Regions from separate parts of the Mus musculus genome. Here region 2 is linked to region 1. The links are chromatin loops, found by intact Hi-C in ENCODE. Cell type or tissue: left cerebral cortex. All regions are shown on one strand. Each heading gives the region's core, and the rest is flanking DNA. Links, peaks and the distances in the headings are about the cores only. Region 1 overlaps Chst11 (carbohydrate sulfotransferase 11). Region 2 overlaps Chst11 (carbohydrate sulfotransferase 11).

What was found. Hi-C counts contacts between places; a loop is a spot of excess contacts. Peaks named below come from ENCODE experiments on the same cell type or tissue, not always from the same donor. Only the 100,000 strongest peaks of a DNase experiment are listed, where the experiment ranks them.
Region 2: it touches region 1 in a loop (2.3-fold over the local background); 2 of 42 quality-filtered maps call a loop at or near these places.

The regions. Positions count from the first base shown.
Region 1 is chr10:83,178,330-83,189,662 of GRCm38, reverse strand. The region is part of intron 2 of Chst11 (carbohydrate sulfotransferase 11); the gene reads right to left. Among named protein-coding and RNA genes, the nearest start is that of Slc41a2, 150 kb to the left of the region's middle. In left cerebral cortex, for the core only: a CTCF peak has its summit at 6,861 (motif pointing right); DNase peaks (open chromatin) are centred at 6,875 and 7,634; H3K27ac peaks cover 1,165 bases.
Region 2 is chr10:83,125,019-83,136,351 of GRCm38, reverse strand. All of the region lies in intron 2 of Chst11 (carbohydrate sulfotransferase 11), which reads right to left. It overlaps LOC115487465 (a long non-coding RNA gene), which reads left to right. Exons shown (of 3, transcript XR_003949026.1): 1 at 1-2,014. Among named protein-coding and RNA genes, the nearest start is that of Chst11, 150 kb to the right of the region's middle. In left cerebral cortex, for the core only: no CTCF peak of the experiment used is centred there; a DNase peak (open chromatin) is centred at 5,504.

The DNA.
Region 1 (11,333 bases), core at 5,608-8,107:
CCACATTCTACCCATTCTGAACAGAGGGTACTTCCGAGAAACCAGCTGTTCACCTTTCACTATTGCGCCTGCATTCTGTGCTGGGCCTGTTAGACTCTCCACTTATCTCTATTGATACAAACTTGGCTACTCTTCATGGCGCAGTACACTCTTCTGCCACACCACAAAAGAACATTCCATCTTTGGTGTCCTTCATAGCCCAACTCCGAGTGTTCTTCATGCTTTCCCCGTAGTCACTACTGACTGTCCCATGGCCACTGGCTCTTTAGGCCAGATTAGAAGCTGCCTCAAGACCTGAGACTACAGGAGGATCATTAGAATGTCTAAGGCACTGGGGTCAGTGCCCAGGGGTCAGGTGGGACCCATGAAGCCAGCCCAGAACCTCTGATACTGAGTCATAATTTGTATGATTCATCCCCGAAAAATTAATCTCTGTGTAGAATGGCCCAAAGACAGGAACCCTGATTTCAGTGAGCCTTGCATACTTATACTTAAAACCGCAAAGTGTAAGGCGTTGACCATCTTCAAAGTTGGGTACAGACACCATTCAGTCTCAGGGCTCAAATACTGCAGACTCAGTCCCCAGTGCCCTCACTTGATTAATACATATTTTTCTTTTCTGCTTATTTCTAACCAGGTCAAGATGATAAGATGGAATGTCCTGGTGTCCCTTAGGACATCAATGAGTACCAGCACCCTGATGTGACATGGTGGGAACTAGCTTATCTAGGGTGGGGCTTGTAACTCAGAAATGCTTAATGGCTTCAAAAGATATCACCAATGCAGCTGGAGAGATGGCTCAATAATTAAGAGCACTGTCTGCTCACTCAAGGCCCACGTGGTGACTCACAACTATCTGAAACTCAGATTCCAGGGCATCTGACACCTTTTGTGGGCACCAGTGTACACACATCATACACAGATGTACTCTGCAGATGATACACACACACACACACACACACACACACACACACACACACACACAAAAAAAATCAAATCAAACCACCAAAATCAAAACACAAACGTGATGAGCTTCTTACAGAGGACCCTAGGCCACGGGAATTCTACTTGGCCCCTGGCCTCTTCAAAGCCTGCTTTAAGAGACCTGGTGGGTTTAGGGGAGTCCTGAACAGGGTGGAGAAAGAGAGACATTCTTTGCTTGAAGGCTGAGACTGAGATGGAGAGAGATAGCTAGAACGCCCACTCACAGGACAATGAAGAGTTATGTCACGCAGCTTAAAAACCCATTAATGCCACGTCCCCATGTCTCAGCTACAGGAAGGCGTTCTCGTCTTCAACCAGGGCTCGCAGGAGCTGTAGTGATGGTCCTAACTTTCACAAATAACACATCCACTGCACAGTCTATACAGAGTTCAAGCTGTCTGAGGGGCTTAGCTATCTGAGGGACAGCTCTTTGGGGACAGCAGAAGACAAAGGGATAAAGAAGACACATTAGTGGCAAATAGCTTGTTCCCTACCACTGGAAGGAAACATGGCTGCTTGCCGACCACGGTCCATCAGTTTTACAAAGCAGGGGTGTGATGGTTTGTATATGCTCAGCCCAGGGAGTGGTACTATTAGGAGGTGTGGCCTTGTTAGAGTAGGTGTGGCTTTGTTGGAGTAGGTGTGTCACTATAGGTGTGGGCTTTAAAACCCTCATCCTAGCTGCCTGGAAGCCAGCTAGCTGCCTTCAGATGAAGATGTAGACCTCTCAGTTCCCCCTGCACCATGCCTGCCTGGATGCTGCCATGCTCCCGCCTTGATGATACTGGACTGAAACTGTGAACCTGTAAGCCAGCCCCAATTAAATGTTGTTCTTATAAGAGTTTCCTTGGTCACGGTGTCTGTTCACAGCAGTAAAACCCTAAGACAAGGGGTTTGTGGCCCTGTCGGTGAGTAAACCTGAAGGTGAATTCACCTTCTAGGTTTCCTATTCTTTCCCAACTCCCTGTCCTTTGTTTTTCAAAAGGGTTTGAAGAGATCATAGCAGAGAAGTTGTGCACAGTTTTGAGAGTTGATATTAAGGATCTTATTTGGTTGTAAGCTTCCAAGCATCACACACAAAGTGGGAAGTGAGAATCTTCCTTGCTCTTGTTATCAAAGAGAAAAGCATTTTGACTGTTGGTGGTCAGAAAGCAAACCAGATGATCTAAGGAATTCAGAAAAGTCAGCCAGGGAGCGGGGGTGGGGGGGGGTGGGGGGGGTGTTTCTTGTGTTCAGAGTCTTCAAAGTGCACTATCTTTGGCTGACTGAATACCAACACTGGCATTCACTCCTACTTGCCCACAGAAGGTGGTAATGTGTACAGTTCCTCTCAAGGAAGGAGCCCACTGAGACTCTTACAGAGCAGAATCCATGGAAAGATAATCCGCCCTGCGGAGCAGCCCTCACACCCAGCACTGTCAGCCTTTCCTGGGCTGGCTCCCGTCAGCATCAGTGACAGTTTATGCTGGTGTGTCTCCAACTTCACATGTGTGGGTGTCACCCTGAGGGCTTGTTCCAGCACTTTCTGGCTTCCAGCCAGAGCTGGGGATGTGGCAGGGCAGAGGGTCTGCCAGGGTTCCTCTGCCAAAATTGTGCCAGATACCTCAGAAGGAGGCTCAACCCATCGTAGTGTGTTCCCGACAGTAATGGTGGCTGAAGTCCAAGATGAAGTCCCCAGGATGGCATCCCCTTGACCCCATGATGGCCTCTACTGACAGCTCTTCACATTCTCCTCTTCCCTAACAAACGCCCTTAAACCAGCGTACCATCTGAGTAGCTTTAGTGGCATCTTAAAGACCCTCTCTCCAACTCTCTCACATCCTAATGCCAAGCGCTGCTGCTGGGCTGGACCACGCTTTGAGAGCTGCAGATCTGCGCTATGTAGAAATGACAGTATTCTAACATCTTGGACCAATTCACAGCCACCCTTAATAACAGAACACAGAACAGTTCGCCATCAGACACCAAGGGACTCTACCCTCGGCCTTGCCACCAATTCCTTTCATCTCCCTGTGATGTCCACAAAGTATAGGGCAGAGAAAGGCAGAGTCTAGGATGTCCTGAACACAGCTCCTGGCTTTGGGCTGCATCCGGCATGCTGGATTTGATGTCTATTTTTAATTTGGATGTTTTGGAAGTGAACTGTAATTAGTGTAAGGACCAAGCTCAGGGGTTGTTTTAAGAAGTCTTTAAAGTTTTACTCTATTTCATCTTAAAAGGAAGAGCCGGTCCACCCTGTGAGGTCTGCATTCTCTTTGGATGTAACACCCACGCCCAAGTGTACCCACCTCATTGCCTGTGGTTGGGCAGATAATACCAGATAAAGAGGTAAATCTGGAGGCTTCCAATGACTCCCAACGGCTCTTGTTTTGTAATTCGAACATCTGAATTCCAGGCCATGGGGTACGACTCAGCTGGTGACACCCTTGCGCGTGAGTATGAGGGACGGAGTTCCTTTCCTGAAACCCACTTACAGAAAGCTGGGCATGGTGGCACATGCTTGTTTTGCCAGCACCGTGGAGGTGACACAGTCCTTCCCTGCACTTTTTTGGCACCTCTGCCACCTGTTGTCTTGGGTTTTCAGGGATGGAGGGATTTGATGTAGAAACCGCAGCCCCAGCAAACACAAGCACCATATCTACTAGCTGCATTGGAACACTACTGCACAAGTTGCCGCTGAGCCACACACTTGGAAGCAGGTATCATCGGCGTTTCTAACTTCCAGAGAGGGAAACTGAGGCACTGGGGACGATGCAGGTTGCTCAAGGTCCCAGAGATAGGAACTGGGACTGTAAGTTCAGGTGCTGGTAGACACTGACTTGTGTGACTCCTGGAGTCAGAAGCCACACCTGGGGACTCCCACCTCTGGATTAAGCCACCTGGGGACTCAATCCTGGCAGTCCAGAGGTATCATGGTGATAGGCTGGGTCCTATTTCTATCCCAGAGGTCTGCTATACCTTCTCCGGCTGTTGCCGGTGGTCCCAGGGTCCTAGTACTGCCCGGGTAGGAACCACAGCTTCAGAGGGCCTAGAGTCCTATGTATACTAGGGCTGGACCACACTGGAACCTGGGTGTGAGCCTTGTCGAGTCTCACTAAACCTGCTGGGGCTGGTGTTGTCTGTGAGTAACCAGCTGGTGTTCTCCCTGGCATCTGAGGGCTGTAACACACCTTCTTGGAGCCTCTGGTTCACCCATCCTAGGTGCACAGCTTAAAGACCCCTGGGGAAAAAGAACCAGCCAGGCTGTGAGCATCCTGCGAAAAGTACTCAGTCAGTTTATTAAGAGCAAGTTTTGAGGCTCAAGCCCTTGCCTGGCTGCTCTCTTGCAACAGCCACCATCTTGTATGCGTGTCACACACCACTGACTCGCTCTGGCCTCTCTCCCTCCTAGCATGCTAATTCCAGGGTGCAGGTGTCTTCCACTTTTTTTTCCCTCTAATACATTACTAATTCTTGGCCCATAGGAGACACTCGAAGGTTTGTCTGAATTAAAGTGAGAATGCATGAATGCATACGAGTCAGTGCGCACATGCATGTATGAATGTATGCTTACACTCAGGAGTGAATGTAATATATGCACATATGCATGTATGAATAGATGCAGGTATATGTCAATAATGTGGGGTGTATAGGGATTGTGCAGGTTCTGGGTGACTGGAGAGGCTGCTGTGTGCTCCTCTGGTGCCTACATCTGCTGCCCCAGCCCATCCTCCTACTGAGGTTTGGAGCCAGAGTCTGAAGCTGCACCAACGCATTAGCAGATAGGCTGTTCGTCTTAGGAGAAGTCGGCTCTGATGAAACAGCTTTGATCATGGGAGGACTCCTCTGGAGCTTTCTACCTGAGTCAGCCCAGGAAACAGGAGGAGGAGTCATGCCATGCTGGAGGGCAAAGATACCAGAAGAGGTTGGAAGAGCTCTGCACAGGGCTCCGTGAGTTGGGGCGCCTTTCCAGGAAGCCAGATGTAGCTGGAGGGGCCTTATTTACATCCCACAGTCTCTGGGCTCCGGGAGGTTTGGGCCTGGTGCAGAAGGCTTCAGGCTTAGGAATGGGACCATTGCCAAGCTGGCCTGGCTTCCTATGAATGGTGGCCCAGAACAGGGACAAGGGTGAGGAAGGGACAGGGTTCCGACACCAAGGAGGCTGGTCCTTCAGAAGTCTGAAATCAGAGGGGCAGGCAGGCTCTGTGCCTGTTGACTGACACACTCTGGGGATATCGGAAGTCACTTCTGACAGGAGGAAGGAAGCTGGGCCCCTTCTCTCAGCCTCGAGGCTGGCAACTCCCCCCCAGGGCTGGGCTGTCTGTGGTATTTTAGGGAGGCAGGTAGGTGTGTGTGTGGGAGAATATGGCTTGGCCCTGCAGGTTCTCTTGGCTTCTGACTGGACAATTTGGCTTTGTGGTTTCCTTCCTGCCTCTCTCCAGAGACTCAGCACGCCTTACTGAACATTTGACTGAGCATCTTGAGCCCTCAGGCCTTGGTTCCCCATTCTGTACCATGGGGACAATAGTTGTGCATTCTGGGGGTTGCTTTGATGATTGAGGGCTCAGAAAAAAAACATATGGCACCATGCCTGTGTCTTGTGAACACCACGGAAGTAGAAATTCACTTCCTGTTTAACGTCATTGTGGAGGATTGTCTGGAAAGGGGCTGGCAGTAGAACCAGGCAGCAAAGCCTTGACTGAACCTGAATGCTGACTCCCTGTGTTGTCTGGTGACTGTAACTCCTTGACTCCACCTTAGCCATCTGACTGTACGGTCAGTGTGGGTGGTCCAGGCACCTGCTCCTAGCCACGGTCCTGGGGTATTTCCATCAGATCAGCTCTGGTGTCTCTGTTACACCCGAGGAACTGCTGGTTGGGTATTCTTCTCCGGGAGTGGGCTCTGCAGGAATGCCAGACACATCTGGCATCTGCTCACGAGGCCTGACTCATGCACATCTGGTATCTCACTGACAGAAAATGACTGATAGACATTAGCTGGAATAACATCCTGGCTGGACAGTTGAAGAAAGGGGCAACATCGCGATGAGCTATCAGTACAGTCAACACACTGTAAAGCAGGCGGTGGATTTCAGGATGCTAGAACTGTAGGCTATTGTGTGTGTGTGTGTGTGTGGTGTGTGTGTGTGTGTGTGTGTGTGTGTGTGTGTGTGTGTGTACTTGTGGAGGTCGATCTTGGGTATTAGGTATCATTCCTTAGACGCTGTCCATCACTCTCCTTCAACAACAATAACAACAACTACTACAACAGTGTTTCTTATTGGCCTGAAACCTACGCTGGGATAACAGACACACATCACAATGCTCAGTGTTTGTTTGTTTGTTTGTTTTTTGCTCCCCCCTATCCGTTCTAGGGATGGAAGCCAGGACCTCAGGCCTGTGCAGCAAGCACTGTACTGGTTGATCTATCTCTGATGCCTCCTGGTCTATCAACACCCCATCTCCCTCATTAATACAAGTTACCCACGTACCATTCCTGGTGGGGAAGAGGCTAGAATTGGGCCAGCCCAGCAGATACCACCGCAAAGTATTCCTCCCTTTCCCACCTGCTAGGCACCTTCTACCCCTTCCACAAGTCACCCACAAACCCAAAAGTCCAAGAAGCCACCCCCAGCATCAGGCCTCACTGTCTCTAGCTGCCCAGCCTTCAACAGTTACAACATTGTGAATGAATACAGCCTGTGCCTTCCCTGCCTGCAGGGCTGCTGGCCCAGGTCTAAATGTCTTGTGTGTCTCAAGCACTTGGTGCTGAATCCTTGCAGGACTCAGAGAAGGAGGGTTAGCATTGTGCCAACACATTAGTGCCTCTCTCCTGCTAAGTCTTTTTCAAGAGAGATGGCCATTTGTCATCCACACGGCAGTGTAACGGGAAGGCCACAGGGAGGCGCCACTGAGACCAGTATCGCTGAATTCACTAGCTGAGGAATGTAAGCGACTGCATTGATTTTTAGGTCACAGCTGAGGATACACAGCGGTGCACAACAGCCACACAGACAACCTGGAGCCCAGAGATGAGTAAGACACCCACAAGCTGAGGACATCAGAGGTGTAAATACCGTGTAACTGGTAGATTTTTGAGCTACTGCGTATGTGGGGGTGGAGGGGGTTGTTGCTCATAACCCAGGTGGAGCATTTCTCTGCGCCCACCTAATCCCAACTCAGCCACCCATTCCTAGGACGCAGCACTGAGGAGGACTTTCCTTGTCTCTCTAACCAGCAGCCCCCTGGAGGTACAGGGATGAATCCCAGGCCAGAGCATGGGACGAGTCAGCCAAGGGGCTTACTGCTATGTATGTGGTTCTAGGCCACCTCTGTGCACCGAGGAAAATACCCCCTCTCCTTTGCCCTCCCTACTATGGTTCATTTGTTTGCAGGTGCGCGTGTGTGCCTGTGCACACAGAGAAAACCAGAGGGTAACCCCTGCTCCTTCAGGTGCCGCTTCCTCCCCCTCTTTTAAAGACAGCATCACATGGGTCAGAAGCTGCCAGTCTGTCTCAGCTTCTAATGAATCAGATCCCATTACAGATGGCTCCGAGCCACTGTGTGGTTGCTGGGAATTGAGCTCAGGACCTCTGGAAGTACAGCCTGTGCTCTTAAGTGCTGAGCCATCTCTCCAGCCCCACGTGCCCAGCTTTTTACGTGGGTTCCAGGAACTGAGCACAGGTTCTCAGGCTGCTGCTGACTGAGCCGGTCTCCCAAGCTCTCAGGGGACATTTCTGTGAAACCCGTGGAGTGTAGAGTCCGGATGGCTGCAAGTTCAGAAACTCAGCGGGAGCAGGTGGCCTACTTTCGTCACCAAGGCAGGGAATGTGGGCTAGGCTCTCCTGGGCTGGCCTGATTTGGGAACTCATTAAAATGAGCAAAAAAACCTGAAAATGGCAGGTTCTCTTTTAAAGGACAGTGCCTCTGCTTGGGCTAACAGGAGAGACAAAACGAATCTATTTCAGGATATAATATTTAACCCTAACCCAACCTCTGAGTGGTCTATGGTCCTTGTCCTTTGGCTTCTCTGCCTCACTTGGGAGAGCTAGGACAGAAGGATATTGGTAGGGGTGGGGTGGGGGGTTCAGGGTAGAAGATGAGAGAAGCTTAGGCACTTTTGTTCACACCAGACTCTACAGGGGCCAACTGTCTAGTGGGGTGTCTCCCCTGGGTCTAGTTTCCTACATAGGAAGTCAGTACGCTGGACAGCTAAGTAGCCAGTCCCTGAGAGCGGGCCAGATGAGTGGCCTTCAGGAAGAGAGTGATCCTTTGGGCAGTGGCAGGCTGATGAAAATGAGGGGATTAGGAGAGAGGCTGGGCCAGACTCCCTCCTTGGGCCTCTGTGTGCTCATTTGTAAAATGGGCCCCAAAGCACCATGGCTCTATGACGGCTGTTGAGTCAGGCACCAGCAGGGAGTTGTGCGCGCCCACATGTGAGTGCGCCCAAGTGCTGGGCCACATGGCAGGGAAGAGGTGAGGTGCACAGAGGTGTCTTGAGCGCTTGGGTGACATCAGCCCACCCTGACCTCTGAGGAGGAAGCATGAAGAGCCGGTTCAGCTTAGGAGGAAATCTATTGATTTTCCCCAAATAGGGATGTTCGGTAAAGCCTTTGGGGAGATTAGAAACTGGCTGCCCAAAAGGTAGTGGGGGGAAGTTGGGGGACATAGGGCAGCCAGGGCAAGACCTTGGCTGATTCAATGTGTGGTATGCCCGCAGGCTGTGTGTGTGTTTCCAGGGCCCCAGGAATAGATTGGGAATAGATCGACACATCGAAGCTGGACCAGTCTGGGGTGGGGAGGCCCTTGGGAAGGAAGCTTTTAGTCGTAATTACAATTGCACTGGTCACAAAGGGAGGGGTGCTGGGAACTTTTTGTTTTTGTTTTTTGTTTTTTTTTCACTCTGAGTGCCATTTTCTGTGTCAAAGCAATGAACAGAGAGGCTCTGAAAAGCAAGTTGGGCTAGGGCCTGGGGACCGGTCCTATGGGGACGGCTGATGGTCACAAATGAAAGCATCTGCTTCCATGTAACTGTTGCTCTAGCTGTGGAGAATAAAGGCACCTGGTAACAGCGGGGACAGCCCTGCGGCCGGACTTCTATGCAGACTCACCCAATTGGGTTAGTCTCGGTCTCTTGGTCTCTTGGTCTCCACCACCCCACCCCACCCCGCCCATGCGAGTGCAAAGTCAACCTTGGGTATTTTTCCTAAAGCACTATCCGCTATGGATTTTATTTTGTAAGATAAGTTCTCTCAGTAGCTCAGACCTCACTAATTACGCTATGCTGGCTAACTAGTGACCCCAGGGACCTGCCTTGTCTCTTCTTCCCGGGTGTTGGGACTATAAAGTATGTATCACTATGCATGCCTGACTTTTTACCTGGGTTCTGAATATACAAACTCAGGCCTCATGCTTTCATGGCAAGCACTGTGTATGTCCCCAGATATGTTCTCTTATGGAAAGAATTAAAACAACAACCCCCCAAAACTATAGTCTGTCAAGAAAAGGCAGGGATACTTCCACTCTGCCCATTGGGTTGCCCCGAGGAAGGCACTGGGGAGACAGCCAGTGAGAGGTCTGGAGAGAAACAGGAGGGTGGAGGCTATTCTAGGTCACATGATTATTTATGACCATGTCTGATTCCAAGGTGGCTGGGAAAAAGGGGGGCTGACTACATACTTACCTGTGGAGATCTGTGCTCAGGAATCCAACCAACCAAGGACCAGCCATTTCCCATCTTGAGGTGAGATTGGCAGTTTACAGACCAGTAAACTGAAGGTCAGAGTCTTAACATGACTGTTAGAGCCCAAGTCTCACAGCATAAAAAATACAAAGCCCAAATTTATCCCTACTATCCTGTGCTGGGTACTAGTCTTCAGCTTGAAACAGGCTACAGACTTTGACTTCTATCTGATCCATCCATGAGAACAGGCTAGCTGAGTGAAACTCCTGGGCACAAGGAAGCCCCAGGAACAAAAGTTAGCATTGTAGAACTTTCCCTCTGAATTGAAACATTCCCTCCAGGAGCAAGGTCAGCAAAGAAAACTTGGAGGATTTAGGAAGTAAAGGAAACTCACAAGTCTCAGGAAGTCCCTAAAACAGAGAAGACTTGCAAGGCCCCTTGTTCTGTGAGGCATAACAATTGCTGGGGAGAGGGGACTCTCTGAGGCTGCCTGAAAGTTGTGCATAGAGCTCTTGTGAGTTGTCATTTATGCAGTGGTGGGCTTTTTGGTGATGTGGCTGCCTCTGAGTTATCCACATTCCTGTACAGAACCTCTCATCCATACTTACATAACTAACTCCAATGACCTCATCCATTCACTCAGCTAGTTTGGGCAGAGTTGTTTCTTTGGTCTGTCATTAATATGCTAACTGGGGTCCACACCTGTGCAGGAAAAGTCACACAGCACAATTTAACTAAACCTCACAGGAGACACCAAATTCATAACTTTTCCTGAAGTCAGTGCACAGAACCTGCTCAGTGGGATGCATCCTAATGTTAGAGGGATATCCAGGTTTTCCCTCTAAGCTGTTTGCAGCCCCGCTGAGCATGATTTTGCCTTCTAGTCTTCCAAAGACATAGTTTACCCATCAAGACACACAATGAGGACCTTTAGGCAGCTTAGGGTGTGTTTCCTTCTAGCTGCTGCAGGCCAGAGCTTCAGGATGGTGAGCATACAGCTCCTAGCACAACTATGGGTTTGCAGGGCTAGGCCCTGTCTTTCACAGATACCTGGGTGGGGTTAGGACTGAACTCCCTTTTGGCCCTCACAGGCTCTCCAGATGCACTCAGCAAGAGACCCGTGCATCTCTCAAGAACTTGGCTATAGCCCAGTAATCCTGGGACACTCTCCAAAGTGGGCCAGAACCCAGAAGGGCAAGGCATTGTCTCTGGTCTTTGGACTCTTTTAACCAGAAACATCTGGAAATCCATGTGTGATGGCTATCCTTGCTTGTCAACTTTACTCTATCTGGAGTTAACTAAAACCCAAGGGGATGATAACCTGCAACACAGTTTTGTTTTGTTTTTTTCCCATTCAATCGTTGAGGTGGAAAGACATGTCTTTAATCCAGATCTTCTGAGGTGGGAAGGTCCATCCTTCATCTGGGCTATTCCTTCTGCTGTCAGCCATATAAAGGACATGGAAGAAGGACATGCTCTCTTTGCCTGCTTGCCCTCCCTCTTGCTGGCAAGTGATTCTTTCTCTGGCATTAGAGCCTGCTTCTTCGGGATTCCAGTGTACACTGAAAACTGATTGAGACATCAAGCCTTGCGGACTGAACAACTACCGGGTTCTTGGCCCTTCTAATGGTAAACTGCCATTGTTGAACTACTTGGACCACAGCCTGCAAGCCACTCTAATAAATCCC
Region 2 (11,333 bases), core at 4,200-6,699, 52 kb after region 1:
TTCATCCCTCTCTCCCTCCTTCCCTCTTGAATTCTTAAAAAGAAGAGTTCCTCAAATGGGCTAAGAAAGGGTGCAGGCCTTGTTAGTGAGCACTGTTGAAATGTTGTTGAGAAGAACCTGGCAGAGATGCTCACTGCAAGGAGTTTCTCCACCCTGCTGGGGCTGATCTTTTTCACCAGGATTGACCATATGGCTTCACACTCAAGCAAAGCCACAGAGTACCATGCAGAGCACTGCAGTGATGCTACCAAGTAAGATGTGGGCCCAACTCTTCAAAGTGGGTAATTGGAAAAATCCAGCCCGGAAGGGGACTCACTAAAACTGTTCATGATGACAAGTCTGCTGGGGATTGCCCATTATCTGATGTGTGTGTTTTTGATATTTTGTGTAACAGATACCTATATTTTAAATATTTGATTAGTGTGGTGCTGGGGCAGGACCGGGGACACTGTGCATCCTAGGGAAGTGCTCTGCTCTGAGCACAGCCCCCAACCCTCTCTCTGTACTCTGAAGCTCCCTGTGCACACTAGGCAAGTGCTCTATTGAGCCACATTCCGAGTCTTCAAGTATCTCTTTCCTACTAAGAAAACATTTTCTTTTTTCCTAGTTTGAGAAGATTCTGTGTCAGATTAGCAAAAGTGTAGCCATTCCCCCCACCCCTCCTGTGAGTCCTGTACGTGGGCACCTGGTAGAAAATATTTTGAAGGGAACACATCAGGACTTTTATTTCATAGGTTCATCCCCTTCACCAAGGCACCAGGACTATACACCAACCACACTGACACTTAGTATTAAAGGAGATCGAGATGGGCAGCCGGAACACAATCACTTACACGAGGCTTTGAACATTCTTATTCTACACCCTGGGAAGGATGAGATCTCAGAACCTCCCCTGACCCGGATCAAGTGGCAGATGATAGCACAAAAGAATCCGATCAGAATCACCCACAGCTAAATCACAGATCCAACGGGAATTATGAACTAGGAGCAATGTCAGAGGGGTTCTGTCCAAAGTGAGGTGAGTCTCAGTCTGTGGGTTGATGTGCAGATGCCGAGGCAGAGGGATGACCAGTTTGAAGTTGGCCTAGGCTACAGACAGAGACAGTCTTACAAACACATGCTTGGTTAATCTCTTCCCAGCCACGTATATACACAGACGACAGCTGACTCTCTCAGACAGATGCCTTCTCCTGCCCCAATCCAGCCCAGGTTGACCCCAAGTTTTGCTAGGCCCTTGCCAAGCCCTGGGGCAGCCCCTGATTGCAGAGCAAACAGTGGGCATCTGTTTCCCCGGCTGTGGAGAGGAACAGCCGTACAACTTAAATCACATTAAATAAGCCAGTGGCCCCTCGTGGGCGCCGTGGCACAATCCTGACTCCGTACAATGCCTCCGATTTTGCTACTTCAGCTAAATCATTTCTCAGTCCCTTCTTGGGAGTCTGTAAATGTCGCCATCTGGGACTGTAAACATTAAAATAAGAAGCCATAAAAAATATCAGTAAACCAATTAAAAGCTCAAGCAGCAGAAACCTCCCTTCGCATTACATCTGAAGCACAACAGCAGACCTCCCCCACCCCCTCCCCCACCCCCACCCCCACCCCCGAGCTAAGTCAGCATCCTGGATCCGCAGTTTCCAAAGATTTTTTTATTTCTTACTTCTCACAAGAACTCATGAGCACCCACCTGGAGCCCAGGCAGGCTGGAAACCGTTTCAACACTCAGCCATGGAGCAGGAAAGATGGGGAGACTCCCCTGCCTTTGACCCCAGAGAGCAAATGTCATCAATTATGTACTGTGAAATCAGAATAACTCCTTAGAAACTGGACCATCAAGGGGGAAAACTAAATTTAAACCATAGCCGGGAACTCACCAATACCCACGAAAATCAAACCTGGAAAGATACGAACTGTTGTTCACAAATCACAAAGAGGGGAATCTGCCTGTGGTGACCGGGGTTTTGTGGCATAAAAGCTCTCCCGCTGAGTTATTCAAGCCACACTATCGCCCTAGGAAGTAAGTATAATTGTGACCGTGTCCAACTTTTAAGATAAGAAATTGAGGGCGTAAAGATGTTAAAAGGATTTCGTGAGGATACATGACATGAGAGACAGTACCAACGCTGATCTTGGAACCGAGTTTATTTCTTTGCTCTGTGACCTATTGCCGGCACGATACCAAGGCCAGGGCATGAATGCACACAGAGGTACTGTTGTGTGCTGGCTGCCCATAGTGATGTGGATCCCTGACCTTAGCTAATCAGTCTGAGCTTGCATTTCTATGAAGATGCCTCCTGCTCTCCTTCCCCCCTCCCATATGGAGCTGATTCATCCTCAGTGAGGAGACACAGGATGTTTAATTAAAAGTAACATCTTCCGCTGCCAAGGTTCCATGCTCTAATCCTGAAAGAACAGGTGGTTTCTGAGAAAGCCAGAAAGTACAGATAGTCACCTCCAACAGGGACTGATCCACAGTCCCGGTGTTCCCGTTCAGCTGAGATAAGAATCAACTTGCTGCAGAGCCTGGTGCTCTCATCTCCCACATCCAGTTCAGGGAGCTCATGCTGTAGGGAACCAGGCAGGGATCTGGGGTGGAGAGACAAAGCTCTGGCCGCTGAGGAGGAGGGATCTGGCAGATAGACACATCAGCCTTCCAGCCTACAGATGAGGAAACTGAGGCTCGGGGGAAGTTGTCATGATCAGGTGGGGCTGTGTTGGGATATGGGGGACTGGGGATAATTGATACATCCAGTTCTGGCATACTGTTCCACAGGGAAGTGAACAAGGAAGCCTGGATTTGAGCAGGAGATAGTGACGTATACATTGGATGTACACTCTCTGGGCTAATTTCTCCGGAGTGCTGAGCCCTTCCAACAGTGGAAATGTCACAGACAGTCCACATGGAAGGGATTAGACCTGAGGGCCATCTCTCCCACCCCTCTTCTGAATCCTTGGGCTGGAGTTCCTCACCTGGTCTGTTTTACCAGCAGATTCTAACCTTTGGGATAGGTCAAGGTTGCAGGTGGAGCTAGACTCCACTTCTGTGAGACCTCAAGTCAAAGAGGAATGTCGGACACCCTTCAGGAGCAAGGGCGGCTTTCCTTCTGGCTTGAAGGCATGTGGGAGGGATGGAGCAGAAGGATAAAATAAGTCTCTGTCTTTACCAGGTGTGCAGGTGGAGCCAAGCCCAACAGGGCTTGAGTAGTGGAAATGTCTTCCCAGACTTCCTCTCTTACTGAGTATGGCCCTCCTTCATCAGCTCCCTAGTCCTAGAAAATGAGCTTCCATGTTCTCTGTCCAAATCTGGTGTCTCTAACACACTGGCAACAGAAGAAACTTCTGGAGCCATGTTTCCTCCGGGGCAGAAGAGCCAGGTTACCTCTACCCATTAAAAGAGTTGTTGGTAGGTTATAAAATGCACCGATTCAGTCCATGTCCTCCAGTCCACAGGGAGGGGATTGAATGCCACCAATACCCAGGGAACTAGGGGCCCAGGCTGCTGACCCTTTAAGTTCTGGGGCCAAACAGCATTTGGTCCTAGCTTGCTGCCTATTGGACCTCCTGGGTCTAGGGACAGATCAGCTGTTATCATCAAAAACTGCCTTACCAGCTGTTTTCTGGCATCTTCTACAGCAGAGGTTCTCAACCTGTGGGTAGTGACTGCACATGAGGGTCAAATGACCTTTTCACAGGAATTGCTTAAGACTACGGGAAAGATACAAGTCTTTACACTATGATTTATAACAGTAGCGAGTTATGAAGTAGCAATGAAGGTAACATGGATGGGGGACACCACAGCATGAGGAGCCATGTTAAAGGGCTGCAGCGTTAGGAAGGGTGAGAACAAGGGTGTTACAGGAATGAGGTTTCCCTTAAGACTGGGACAAGGCAGTGACCAAGAGAAGTGACTCCTCCAACCCCCGGGTTCTCATCTAGTTCATCTAGTCCCAGGGGAGCAGAATGTGACCATGCATGGGACTTTAAACTCCTGATGGCCACATTTGGAAAGAGGGCCGTTCTTTAATAACAAATCTTTCCCAATAGCTAGTCAATATAAAATGCTAATGAGACCATCCACTTTCTTTATTTGCACTCAGTCCTGACACTAGTTCCCAACGCATAGGAGCTGCTCATAGGTTACTCAGAGGAGCTGGAGGCCACCCCTTGGTGTCACAGATTGTGAGGGCAGAGGATGAGGGGACAGTATTAATGCTCCCAGGGGAAATGATGGCACACCCACAGTAACAGTGATTGGCTGCTATGATGACATCACTTTCACAGTAACACAGTGATTGGCTGCTATGATGATGTCACACCCACATAACACAGTGATTGGCTCTATGATGATGTCACTCTCATGGTGATTGGCTGCTATGATCAGCCTTTTTGACATCCTTGGCAAACAATCCTAAGACACCTAGACCCCCATTCAGGATGAAGAAAGGCACATTGTATTCTCAAAATCACACAGCTGGTCAATGATGGCCTACAGATGATATGGGGCTCAGATCCTGGGCCCTTATCTGCTGCATGCTCCCAGTTCTTGAATTCAAAGCCAGTCAGGACCCTTCCTTCCCACTCCTCTAATGTCCCCTTTTTATAGTAGAGTTCCAAGGACAAGGTGGCTGGGGTCCTCTGTGAGCTGTGAAAGGACCCATGGTGGATATTAAGTCTATTACAAACAAAGGAAGTGGTTCATAAAGTCCCCTCAGGCAGCCAGCTCAACTGGGTTCAGATCCCGGCTCCACTACTTCCCGGCTGTGTGACCTCACGCAGGTTACTTACTTCTCTGTGCCTCAGCTCCACTGTGTGACCTGCCGGAGTGAATTAGCTTAAATGCCTGGTACTTGCTTGGCACCCATAGGGAGCAGCTCTCACTACCACGGTGTAAGTGAGACCTGGATATGGGGGCTAGGGGGACTCTGAGGTGTTCACCCAGGTCCCAGGGCTGTGCTCCATTTCCTGACAAACATGGCCTGTGAGGTACAGTCTCTGAATGAGACTCTCCGGGGACAGAACTTTTCCAGAAGAGCGTATATTAAAGCTGTGCTCTTAGGATGGCCCTAATGCTGTAAGACTGGCATCCTGTAAGGAAGAGAAATGTGTATAGAGAAGGCTGAGGAGGAGGATGGTAACATGGATATGAACCAGCCAGGGAGGCAGGCCCCAAGTCCCACCTTCCCTCACGGCCCTCAGAGCGGACAGACTCTACCTGCGTCTTCAGCTTAAATTTCCAGACTCAGAAAGGGTCTGGTGTTCCAGCACTGTCTGTGGCTCTTTGTTCCACGGCCGCTGGCCGACCAACCTGGGCAGATGAACCCTTGTTCATCTCCCCTGGGAGATTCTGAGACTCTGTGGCAGAGACTCAGGCAGGGACTCACCAGTGCCCCTTCACAGGGCTCATAAAACCTGCTCCAAGGCCAGAACACACGCCACTGGACTGTCGCCATGGAAAAGTACTCGGAGAGGTGGGCTGGTCCCTGAACAGTGAGCACTCTGTTCCCCTGCTACCTTCAGAGAGCCCCTCTGTGAGCTTAAAGGGAAAGAAAGCCTGCCTTTATTCCAGGACTGCCTCTCTTGGACACCATGCTGTGGGCTGGGCCAAGGCAGACAAGCAGTCACTCATTGAGCCAGGTCTGTCCCGACACTCCGGAGCCCCTGGACCCACAGAGGCATTTGTGGCCATTGGAGACCTGGAGACCTGGGATGAAGGCGGCGGTGCTGCTCAGTGACCCGCTGCTCAAGGACCTGTTTATTCAAACACACGAGTACCTGGAAATTTAGAGGAAGAAAAACGCCTTTCAACTCAGGCAATTTTGAGACAATGACTGCTAATTTTCCTAGCTGCGCAATGCAATGTGTGTTACTTATGTGACGCTCACAGAGAGGACGTGGGAGGTAACCTGCCCGCCACAGAATCCCTGAGGTTTTTGTTTTTTGTTTTTCTTTCTTATCTGTGGTAGAAGAAACAAGGGGCTATTTCTCCCAGACTAACTCTTTGTTCCAGAAAACCGTTTACCTGAAAGGCAGGTCCTGAAGACCCCTCTCTCTTCTCCTGGTGGCTTTTCAATTTCCAGTCAATCATGCCTGTCACCCAGAAGAATCAGCTAAATAGAGCAAGCCCCATGCTGACTGACTGTCTGTTCCCCATTAACCTCAGCCTGAAATGGAAAGTTCTAGAAAGAATGGAAAGGTTCCAAATTGACGAAGTTCTGAGCAGAGTGATGAGATCTAGGGCCATTCTGCTTGGGTGGCAAATCACCCCTTCAATGAATCCTAGAGGTTCCCACCTGCCTGGTGGTAGCTCCGCAGCTGTGGTAGTCACAGGGTCAGCTGTTGAGCTGTTTCTGCACTGTGCCTATGTCCATGTAACCTCTGCTTGATTTAATAATGGCCTCCAAGTGCAATCACGCTTTAATTGTTCTGTCTTACCCCTGTTGTTGATGCCTAACCATGATTAATGAATGAATTAAGTGTCACAGGATATAAAGAGCGTGTGGCAGCTTTAGACCCAAGAGGGAGTCTCAGACACACTGCTGTGGTAAGGACAGCCGCAGATCACTGACAACTCATGTGGTCACGTGCTCCCAGAGGCGGAAGGGCTTGAAACATTTATTCTCTCTATTTCCCTCTTGAATGAGAGAAAGACCAAAGAGAATTAAAGATGCTTTGTAGACCAGGGAAAGAACTCTGCCAGATTTTGCTCTCGACAGTACAGTTTCTTTCATTTGTTTTGTTTTGGCTTGGTTATTGAGTACCAGGTCTTGCTACAAAGCCTAGCTGAAAATCAAACTCGTAATTCTCCTGCCTCAGCCTCTTGAGTTCCGCAAATACAAGCATGGACCAGGACACCCACCTGACTGTGGAAACTGTTAGGAAATTAGAAACAAACTGGAAATCGTGAATTAGTGCCCACAGCCTGGAGCCTAGAGGTGACCTAGGCGACACCGTCAGATACTCTGTGGCTTTAAGTGACGCAGGTGCTCGGTGACGCATGTTCTTCACAGATCAGAAATGATGTGCTCCATGAAGCAGCATCTGTCAGAGGGTCTTTCCCAGAAGGTGTCCTTTGACAGAACTGTATGACAAACGGTGGGACTCTGCAGTGTGTATTAGAAAGCACGGACCTGAGCTAAGATACCTCTGTACTTGAGAGACCTAAAAGAGGTCAAGAAATGGACCCTGAACAGAAAGACTGAAAGCAACATGAAACAAGGCCTTGTCTTCTCCACTGAGCCACAGTCTCCAAGACCCGGCTCCAAGACCCTGCAGCTATGGCTTAAGGTATGTGCAGCTCTTTATCCCCCTGGCTGGGGCAATATCTGAATACCTCAGGATATGGATGGCACAGCTACCAGTATCTCAGAATAATCAGCAAAAGCCTGTGTGTGTGTGTGTGTGTGTGTGTGTGAGAGAGAGAGAGAGAGAGAGAGAGAGAGAGAGCGCCCTGCACCCAAGAGATGCCTCCAGGGCCATCTGATAGAGACGGAGCTGCATAGCATTACTGGGGCCCCTTGACCAGAACTCTGGGTTGAGGCCTGGATCAGAGGAACCAATTGAGGAACCTGCATCCTACGATTAGACAAACTTGAGTCCAGCGTTGCTTCTGTTCCTCACTCAGGATAAAAACTTTGATTGGGAACAGACACCGATTTCCTAATCTTCCCAGCTGGTGCCGAGGGCACACTCTTTCCAGCAAACTATAAGTAGAGAGCCCCTGGGGATTGCCCGGGGAGTTCTGATTTCCAAGCCAGGGCACCATCCTCCGCTCCTCTGCTCCTCCTTCCGGCTGCCTGGAATTCAGGCATGGTGACTGACTGGTTAAGCAACACACACCTTAGAACCCGTGGGGAAAAGTAAAAAACAACAACAACAACAACAAAAAAAAAAAAAACCCAAAAAACCAAAGCCAGCAAAATAAGTCAGTGACTGCCATTTTAAAATGCAGCAGAAGCACATCTTTAATTCCACGCTTCCAACGAGAGCGGGGACACCTGTGAATTTACAGACACCGGGGCTGAGGGACGAAGTGCTCTCTATTGTATCACAATGAGCTTGCCGTGGCTTCATAGGAGAGCACAGCCACCCATGACATACAGGATGGAAGTGTGTGACCTGCAGCTCAGGGGCCATACGCAGCCACATGTGCCCCACGATACCCGAGAATGTGTCCAATATAAAATCGAAAACCTACCTAAAATGTTATGTGTGTGTTTAATCTTACGTTCTTGGAACTCAGTTACGCTCGTGCATTTTGTACATGATGCCAATGGTGTATCACCGTGTGTGCATCCTGATGTGCTCATTTGGTTCAAAATTATTGTATTTCCTATCTTTTTTGTTTTAACTCTACATTTCTTGTAACACTCCCTCTATACTGACTTTCTGGTATATTCTGTCTCAAGGTAGGGCAGATGGACTTTGCTAGTGAGCTCTGGCGTGGGAAGGCCTGCTGTCCTAGTAGGAGACCCTGATCTCCAGCCTCAGGGCTCAGAGATCCCTCAGAGATGGGACCTGGGGGCTCTGAAGGTCCCCAGGCACTCGCCGAGGCTGGCCTCCACCCTGACATTTCTCCCATCAATCAGGAGACAATAAAAAGAAACCGCAAAGAAACTCAGAAGTAGAGAGGCCCGCCTAAGCCCTAACACAAGGTCATACAGATCTGCAGGGACATGGAAACGTGAAGGGAACCTACAAGTCAATCACCACCAAGACACCCGACCAGCAACAGGCTCAGTGCTCTCCTGGCAGCCCAAGAGAGCCCCCTCTCATGGCCATCCCTGCTTCCTGGATATATACAAACTTATTCCCTACTTGCTGATCACCTCTCGGAATTCCAGGATAGAGCCAGACAGAAGAGACCCTCGAGCCACACTTATATGGGAGAGGAGAGAGGAGGGTGAACAGCTCCTTGGCTGGTGCCCAGGGCTGACCCCTCCAGGGCCATTTCACCCAGTCCTGATGGTGGAGACATCAGGACGCCCCTTGTGATTGCGGCCTCCACTCCAGAAGATGAGGAATCACTCCAGTTCCAAGAGAAGTTGTTAGTGCGCATGAACACGGGTGGGTGGGTGGGTGGGGTGCACGGCTGGTCTGTTATGTTTTTCTGTTTCTTCGTTTGTTTTTCCAGGGGTAGAGATGAAACCAGGGCCTCACACATGCAGGCAAACGTTCTACCTATAAACTACATTTCCCAGCTCATGCTATGGGTATTCTACCATAATTAAAATAGGAAGGGGGCTGGAAAAATGGCTTAGTGGATAAAGGCGTCTGCCCTTCAAGCATGGCAACTGGAGTTCCAGTCCTGGGACTTACACAGTGTAGAAGGAAAGATTGGTGTGTGCTTGAGCTCGGTCTCTCTCTTTGTCTCTCTCTTGTTTCACTCTGTCTCTCTGTCTCTCTCTCTCTGTCTCTCTCTCTCTCTCTCTCTCTCTCTCTCTCTCTCTCTCTCTCACACACACACACACACACACAGAGAGAGAGAGAGAGAGAGAGAGAGAGAAATTGTAAGATAAATTAAAGGAGCTGCGTCCTCAAAGCCCCGATGCTCTCGAGGCACAGAGCAGAACAGACTGACTGGAGTGGAAAAGCAAGCTGCCTTCTTTAGCTGAGGAACAGACCGCCAGCCACTGCTCTCTTACACCTTGTGGTCACCTTCCCAGCTGGGCTTGCAGATGGCGCCCTGGAGGCATGGCTGTGACACTTTCCTGCATGGCTGAGCTAGTGAACAGTAAATACATAGCTCCAGGCTGTTTTCTAGATGACAATGACAACAGCCCGTGCCTCCTCCCCTTCAGGACCTCAGGTATGCGACACCCACCATGACCCTGAGCTGCCTGCCTAGGAGTATTCCAGCTGAAGGCAAGCTCCCGTTCTAGCTTGCTGCGCTTGTGTCCAGTTGGGACTAGACACCTTTTCCTCCTTCATGTAATCCTGCCAGGCACACAGCTATCCCCAGCTCCTGCCCAAGGACAGTTTAGCTATCTGTATTTCTTTCTTTGGCAGAGGAGGAGTTATTTGTTTTTATTTTTTGAGACTAGGTTGTGGCCAGAAAGGGTCAGGAAGCAACGGAAAGATCAAATTTTGTAGGTTGTTGTTGTTTTTTTTTTAATTATTAGAGTGAAGAAAAATTAAATAAATAAGAAAGAAACCAGGTGGTGGTGGTGCACACCTTTAATCCCAGCACTTGGGAGGCAGAGGCAGGCTAATTTCTGAGTTCGAGGCCAGCCTGGTCTACAAAGTGAGTTCCAGGATAGCCAGGGCTACACAGAGAAACCCTGTCTCGAAAAACCAAAAATAAATAAATAAATAAATAAATAAATAAATAAATAAATAAATAAGAAATGGTACCAAGCTGACACTGTCTCTTCAGAACCTTCCAGAATGGCTCTGAACCAGTCACTTCTGCTCCACTCGCTCCCACGCACAAAAAAGTGGCCAGGGACCCAAGAGACAGGGCTAGCCCTCGGCAATGAAAGGGAGTGTGCAGGGTTTCTGCTGCTCCCTGAGTTAGACCAGTCTCTTGAACAAGGGCTCCCAGACAATGGTTCATTTTCATTGATGGTAACAGCAGAGCCCAGAGTGGGGACAGTTTGCTGCACACTCTCACAAGCCTTCCCTGCTAGATTCAAAGGCCGGGCTGGCCCATTTCTGGCCAGAGAGAATTTGAGAAGAGAACCACAGATCGTTTCCATGTGAGTGAATACCGAATTCCAAATCAGGTTTCGTGAATCTATCGTTTCAGTTTTTTCGTTTGGTTTGGATTTTTGATGGAAATAATCAATGATAACAAGGCTTTAGCAGAACTCAGAAACCTATCCAATGGCGCAGTGTGGTGGGCAGCTTTCAACTAGGAGATGAACTGAGAACTTGGCCACTAAGGGGCCTGAAGAAAAGTCCATGTATGAAGGTCAAACTAGCTACTAGAAAACAGGTCTGAAAATGAAGTATACCCGTGTATAATATCTCTGTGCTCAGTCAGGGATTCCCTGATCTGGAATCTCATTCTGCACTTTTTACCTGCTGGAAAGATTGTGTGCACACGAGATCAGCACAGAGGCTGGAATCCAAATCTGAACGCGAGGTTCAGCCTGAAACCACATAAATTTTTTTAACTTAATTTTATGTGTGTATTGTACCCCCCCCACACACACACACGCACACGCACACACACACACACACAGACACACGGTATGTATGCAGTGTCCATGGCTATCAGAAGGGGGTGTGGGGTCCCCTAGAACTTAAGTTACTGAGAGTTAGATGTATGATTTCATGTGGGTGCTTCAAATCCAGGCTGAGTCCTCTGCAAGAGCAACACAAGTTGCTCTTGACCT